Linked DNA regions of Mus musculus: region 2 is linked to region 1. Evidence: chromatin loops called from intact Hi-C (ENCODE). Cell type or tissue: heart. All regions are shown on one strand. Links, peaks and the distances in the headings refer to the core of each region. The heading gives the core; the rest is flanking DNA.

Evidence for each region. Peaks named below come from ENCODE experiments on the same cell type or tissue, not always from the same donor. Only the 100,000 strongest peaks of a DNase experiment are listed, where the experiment ranks them.
Region 2: it touches region 1 in a loop (2.4-fold over the local background); 3 of 42 quality-filtered maps call a loop at or near these places.

The regions. Positions count from the first base shown.
Region 1 is chr3:145,987,894-145,990,801 of GRCm38, forward strand. It overlaps Syde2 (synapse defective 1, Rho GTPase, homolog 2 (C. elegans)), which reads left to right. Exons shown (of 7, transcript NM_001166064.1): 1 at 1-1,276. The coding sequence starts at 106. Among named protein-coding and RNA genes, the nearest start is that of Syde2, 1.5 kb to the left of the region's middle. In heart, for the core only: a CTCF peak has its summit at 1,794; a DNase peak (open chromatin) is centred at 538; H3K4me3 peaks cover 2,500 bases; H3K27ac peaks cover 2,006 bases.
Region 2 is chr3:146,039,970-146,042,808 of GRCm38, forward strand. Wdr63 (WD repeat domain 63) reads right to left here. Exons shown (of 23, transcript NM_172864.3): 22 at 2,761-2,839; 23 at 557-872. The coding sequence ends at 729. It overlaps Gm35409 (a long non-coding RNA gene), which reads left to right. Exons shown (of 3, transcript XR_376179.4): 3 at 1-516. Among named protein-coding and RNA genes, the nearest start is that of Gm35409, 4.6 kb to the left of the region's middle. In heart, for the core only: a CTCF peak has its summit at 1,557; a DNase peak (open chromatin) is centred at 1,602.

The DNA of each region.
Region 1 (2,908 bases), core at 319-2,818:
CTGGCGAGGACCGGCCGTGGTCATGGAGAGCCGCCGCCTCCGCCCGCGCGGGACTCGGAGCCCGCCCCGCGCCCCGGGCGAGCCGGGCTGCTGAGGGCGGCGCTCATGGCGGAGCCCCTGCGGAGGACGCTCGGCCGGCTCCGAGAGCGGCACGCTCCCGGCGCGCTCGGGCTGCACGCGGACTCCGTGGCGGCCTCGCTCTCCGAGGGACGCTCGCCGCCCCACGAGCTCGCGGGCCCCGGTATGGAGCGGCCCGCATGGGGGACCGAGCAGCCGGGCGCGCGGGTGCCATGGTCTCGCGGGGCGCAGGAGGCCGCCGCTCTGGGCCGCGCGCTTGCTCGCGCCTCCCCAGGCGCCTGGGGCAGCGGCGACGACGACGGGGAGGACGAGGGCGCCGACTACTACGAGAACCTGCCGGCGGGCTGCGCGCCCGAGGGGGCGGAGGCGCTGCGGGCCTCGCCTTCCCGAGCGCCGGGCTCCTCCCCGGGGATGGAGGGCGGCCGCCTGGAGACGGGCAGGCTGCAGACCCAGTTGCGAGAGGCCTATTATCTGCTGATCCAGGCCATGCACGACCTACCCCCTGACTCGGGCACGCGGCGGGGCGGACCCGCGGGAGCCCGGGCTCAGGGCCAGCAGCCGCCTCTCCCCCGCGGCGCAGCCGTGCGCCCAGCCTGCAGCCTCCGAGGCGGCGACCGCCCTCCGCAGCAGGTGTCCCCGCCCCGGTCGCCTCCGACGGAGTCGAGAGAGGGACGGCCTCCCAGTCCTCGGATACAACTGTCCAGTTGCAGAAGTCTCGAGAGCCTCCGCGTGAGCCGGCGGCCGCCTCTGCTCCAGCGGTGGGCGAGCGACAGCTGCATCAGGTGCGGTGCGCACCGGGACAGGGACGAGCCCCAGCCACGTGGAGGTGGGATGGACGGCTGGAGCCCGGGCAGCCACAGGGCTGCTACGTCCGCCGCTCTCCTGCCTCCCATCTGCCATGACCCCAGCGGGTCCTCGGGACGACCCTTTAAGGATCCTGTGGGGACCTCTGTGATATCCAGCAGCCAAGAGGACCATCCGGAGGATCTTCCCCTCAAGCCACCTGCGGTGACTGTCAAGAAACTGCAGAAGTGGATGTACAAAGGACGTCTGCTGTCCCTGGGGATGAAGGGTCGCGATCGCGGGACAGCACCCAAAGTTCCCGGAGCGCAGACAACCTCTCCAAATTTGGGCAGTTGGAAAGTGCATGAAAACCACGTCCTCTCGGTGACAACGGACCAAAGAATCACACTGACAGGTAGGACACTTTGCAGTCAATATGCTAAGCAGCGCCCTGAGCCTCTAGTGTGGTGGTTTTCAGCCTTTCTGATGCTGTGACCCTTGAATCTAGTTCCTCATGTTTGGTGCCCCCGACCATAAAATTATGTTCGTTGCTACTTCATAACTGTAATTTTGCCACTGTTATGAGACGTCATGCAAATATCTGTGTTTTCCAATGGTCTTAGGCGACCCCAGTGAAAAATTAGTTCAGTCACCACAGGGGTCGAGACCCTCAGGTTGAGAACCACTGGTGTACTGTTTCCCGAGTGGGCTTCTGCGGGTCTCGGGTCGCTGCTAATGTCATACATTAAATCTTGTGGTCTTTGCGCCCCCTCCCTTCCCCTCCTCCCTCTCTCCTGCTTCCTGCTTTTTCCTTCTTTCCCTTTTCGGATTTTTTGTTTTTCTCTTCTCCAAGAGTCAGCGTGCTCCCTCCCTTAGGACAACAGTGAATGAAGGTTTTAAGTCCTTTACATGCATTTAATGTAGGTTTTGATGCGGGAGGAGGGGGGCGCTATTTTAATTTTTTTCTTTTCTTTTCTGTAGCTCTAGGCAAACTCAAAGACTTGGGAAGTTTGTGAGTCTGAATTCGATCCAAGGTAGAATTTTATAGGCTTCATAAACTGTCATTTTACTTATTAGGCTGTTTTTCTTCTCACCCAGGCACCGCACATACTTGAGCTTAGACATTCACGTGAGCACGCGCTCTCTCGGGCTCTCTCTCTCTCTCTCTCTCTCTCTCTCTCTCTCTCTCTTAATCCAAAGCTAGGATTTCGTTCTCTTGTAGAACACCTATGATACTGGTTTGTAAAGAAAGTAAATGTCACTCAGGGCCAAGTGCAAGCACCTAAGTCCACTTGAAAACTTAGAAAACACTATTTATAGTAGAAAAAAAATTTTTTAAGTCTGGTTGTCCTTATATAGTATGCAAAATCTTTGGTTTGCTATGTGCATGTTTTTAAATTCTCAGAGGGTCTAGTTTTAGAAATCTCTGAATTTTGTTGTAAATATCAAAATTCTCTGGTGAATCAAAACCATGTGGCATCTTGACACCCCCTTAAAGACAGAAACTTTCAGTGAGGAGTTTTAAAAATAGTTAAGTGCTGGAAGAATTTGAGGGTTTCCTGGAAGAATACACACCCAGCCCAGCTGTGGTGGCCCAGGCCTTTCATCCTAGCACTCTGGAGGCAGAGACAGGTGCATCTCTGCAAGTTCAAGGCCAGTGTGGCCTACAGAGTAAGACCCTGTTTTTTTTTTAAAAAAGGGAAAAAAAGATCACATGTCTCTCTGAATTACTGCACAGTAACTTGAAATTATAAACACAAATGTGGGGAGAAATCCAAGTTCTAACTAAAATATGATTTTATATGATTTATAGACATTATACATTAAACAATAGATTCTAATTCTATTTCACCTGAATAAAGAGATAGTAGACAAGTCTTTGTGAAGAGAGATGCACTTTTCCAAGCTCACATCAAAATCTACTACTACTACTACTACTACTGCTTTCCCCCAGATCTAAAGTACTTGTAATAAAAAGTCTTACATTCACAGCCTTTAAGTTCCTTTAACTCTGTATGATAAATTTCACTGATAACAGAACTATGTA
Region 2 (2,839 bases), core at 340-2,839, 52 kb after region 1:
CTGAAGCTGTGAGCCCCAAATTCAGTGCATTCTTTTAATAAGCTGCCTTGGGCTAAGCTGTATTTTTGATGCCCTTCATCAGGTAAAGGAGGTCTTCTCTGTAGCTGCTAAGAACGTGTCATTGCCCCGAACGTTGTATTTTAGCAGATGTTTCTCCGTCTACTCAATCTCTGATTCACTTTTCTACTGTTGATCAATTTTCTTTTCCTGGATAAATCCCCCCAGGTTTTCCTTTTGAACCCAAACCAGTATTATCCTTTTGAAAATACACTTCTGGTTTTGGTTCGTGAGTATTGTGTTTAGAACACAGCCCTGCCGCCTGTGCACTGGCTTGGGGGAAGCATTCCTTTTTGGAGAGGTGACCAAAAGCAATGTGATGGGAAGAAACAGCGTTTGATTTCTGCTTCTGCCTGGGTTTGGGGGATCGTCTGCATGACCACAATCTGGGGAGGACACGGTGTCCGCAGCTGTGTGAGACTAGCAGAGGAAATGTATGTCCTTACTGAGGTGGCCACATTCTGCATACAGTTCAATAATGCTCAGCATGAGACTGAAATAGATTTGATAGGATTTAATTGTTTTAATGCCAGTTACATAAAAGTCAGCATTTACGAATAAACCTATATATGATCAGCTTGCTATCTTACCTTACATAAAATAAAACGCACACTCAGTAAAGAGAGGGAAGGCCAGCGGGGTCCCCCAGGAGCTGTCTTCGAGAGTCTTTGCTAATGTGAATCCAAGTAGGACTTCTTCTCTGAGACTTTGCTGAGGCCGAGGGCGAAGAGGACAGACTTCTCAAGATCCAGATAGCTCTCGTATTCCAACTTCAGCTCGGCCTCCATTTGCTCTTTTGTCTTTTGATAGATTTTCTAGGTGGGGACAAGCAAGACAGCTCTCTAAGCTTAGAAACCAAGAAAGAAGGAGAAGGAGCTGGGGTTTTTCAACAGCTGATGTGGCTGCTCTCTAGAAGGGGCTTGTGTGAGGGCAGAGGACAGATGGACAGGAGGGACAGTCTGATGTGCTGGAGAAGTGGGGACTGCAAAAACCCTGCTCTTCACGGTGCCTCTGTATAGCAATGGTTCTCAGCCTTCTGGTTGCTGTGACTCTTTAATACAGTTCCTCATAAAAAATAAATAAGATGATTTTTTGTTGCTGCTTCATAATTATAATTTTTCTATGGTTATAGGTCATTATGTAAATGTCTGTGTTTTCTGATGGTCTTAGGCAGCCCCTGCGAAAGGGACGTTCTACACGGCCCCCCAAAGGGATCACCATTCACAGGTTGAAAACCACTGCTATAGACCAACAAGCAAACCCCTCCTTCAGTCTTTCCCAGTGTCCTGCCTTCCTTGTGTGGCTGGAGGGCGGTCGATGACTTGCAGAACTGCTTTGTGCTTAGACTCGTAGCAGTGGTGGATAAACTGCTGGTGTAGAGAGTCTCTCGTCAGCGCACTTACACCAGTGTTTGTAGGTGTCCACAAGAGCAAAGCTAAACCAATCCGTGTGCGGCCGTGGGACTAGACAGAGAGTTAATTTACTGGGATCTCCGTATCCTTTGTCGCCACCAATGGTGGCTTTTGAAATGAGCCCTGTGCTTTGATTGTGCCAGTTTGTATCTATTAATAGGTGAAGTGCGCAGAATGCCACAGTATCCACATGTTGGCACTTCTCATGGAGAACAGGGCTCTCACTTGGAAGTTTACTTTGGAGGTCACCATGTGCTTGTTGGCCATGAAGGGACCACAGGTAGGGGCAGTTAGGAAACTGCGGTGACAAAGGGGCGGGGCAGGGGTGGGGCAAGCCTACGAGAAACAGAAATCCAGACCTGAGAGACTCGGATGAGACCTCGAGAAGAACGGTTTATAGAGTATCTAAAAGCCCCCAAGTCCAGTGGATGATAGAGGGCCTGACCCACAGAGAGAGGCTGAGGAGAGGGGAGCGGGGCCTGTGGAGTGTCATGTCCCTCTTCTGGCTGGGTGTAAGACGGATGTGTTCCCCACTTCTCTGTCTCAGGGTCACAGCACCACCCATCACACCTTCCCCCCCCCCCCGACGTCTATCAGCTGCTGTGTTGCTGTAGCAACTGCTTGATGGCAGACGGTCACATTATCTGAAAGCCTTCTCGCAATCACCAGAGGTGGCTGTTGGTGTTCCCATTTTCCAGATGGGACGACCAAAGCTCAGCCAAGATGGAAGCTTTGCTCCAGATCTGTGGGATTTCAGCCCATGTTTTATCCTCTTTGTTTGGTCCTTTTCGTATGGCGAGTTTCAGTACATCACTCGCCAGACATAAGAACTCCACACAACGCAAGAATTCATCTGTGAGTCTCTGTATCTATACTAAAGGACTTAGGAAATGCAGTCAATTAGAGAAAGAGGACTTGGACAGAATCTCATTATATATCAGGGCTGGTGACATGGCTCCGTGCATACGGTGCCAAGCCTGATGACCTGACTTACGGATAGGAGGACACTGACTCCCGTAAATTACCCTCTCAACTCCATATGTGAGCTGTGCACGTTCTTACTACCCGGAACACACCCCCACATGATGAGCAGACAGAAATGTGATAGAATCTCACTGTGTGCGCGACAGGTGGGTCTCACTCACGGTCTTGTAGGATTCTGATGCCCCCGGAAGAAAGGCATAAGCCTAAGGGAGCACACAGGACTCTCGTGGGATGGGCCCCAAGGCACTGCCACTGCCACCAAGTGGGAGAGAGAGGATGGCCACTCTCATCCGGAGAGTTCACTCACCGCTTTCTTCTTCACCAGTTCCAGGGCCATATCTATCTTTTCTTGCTCACGGATTTCTTTGCGCTGCTGGACGTATTCC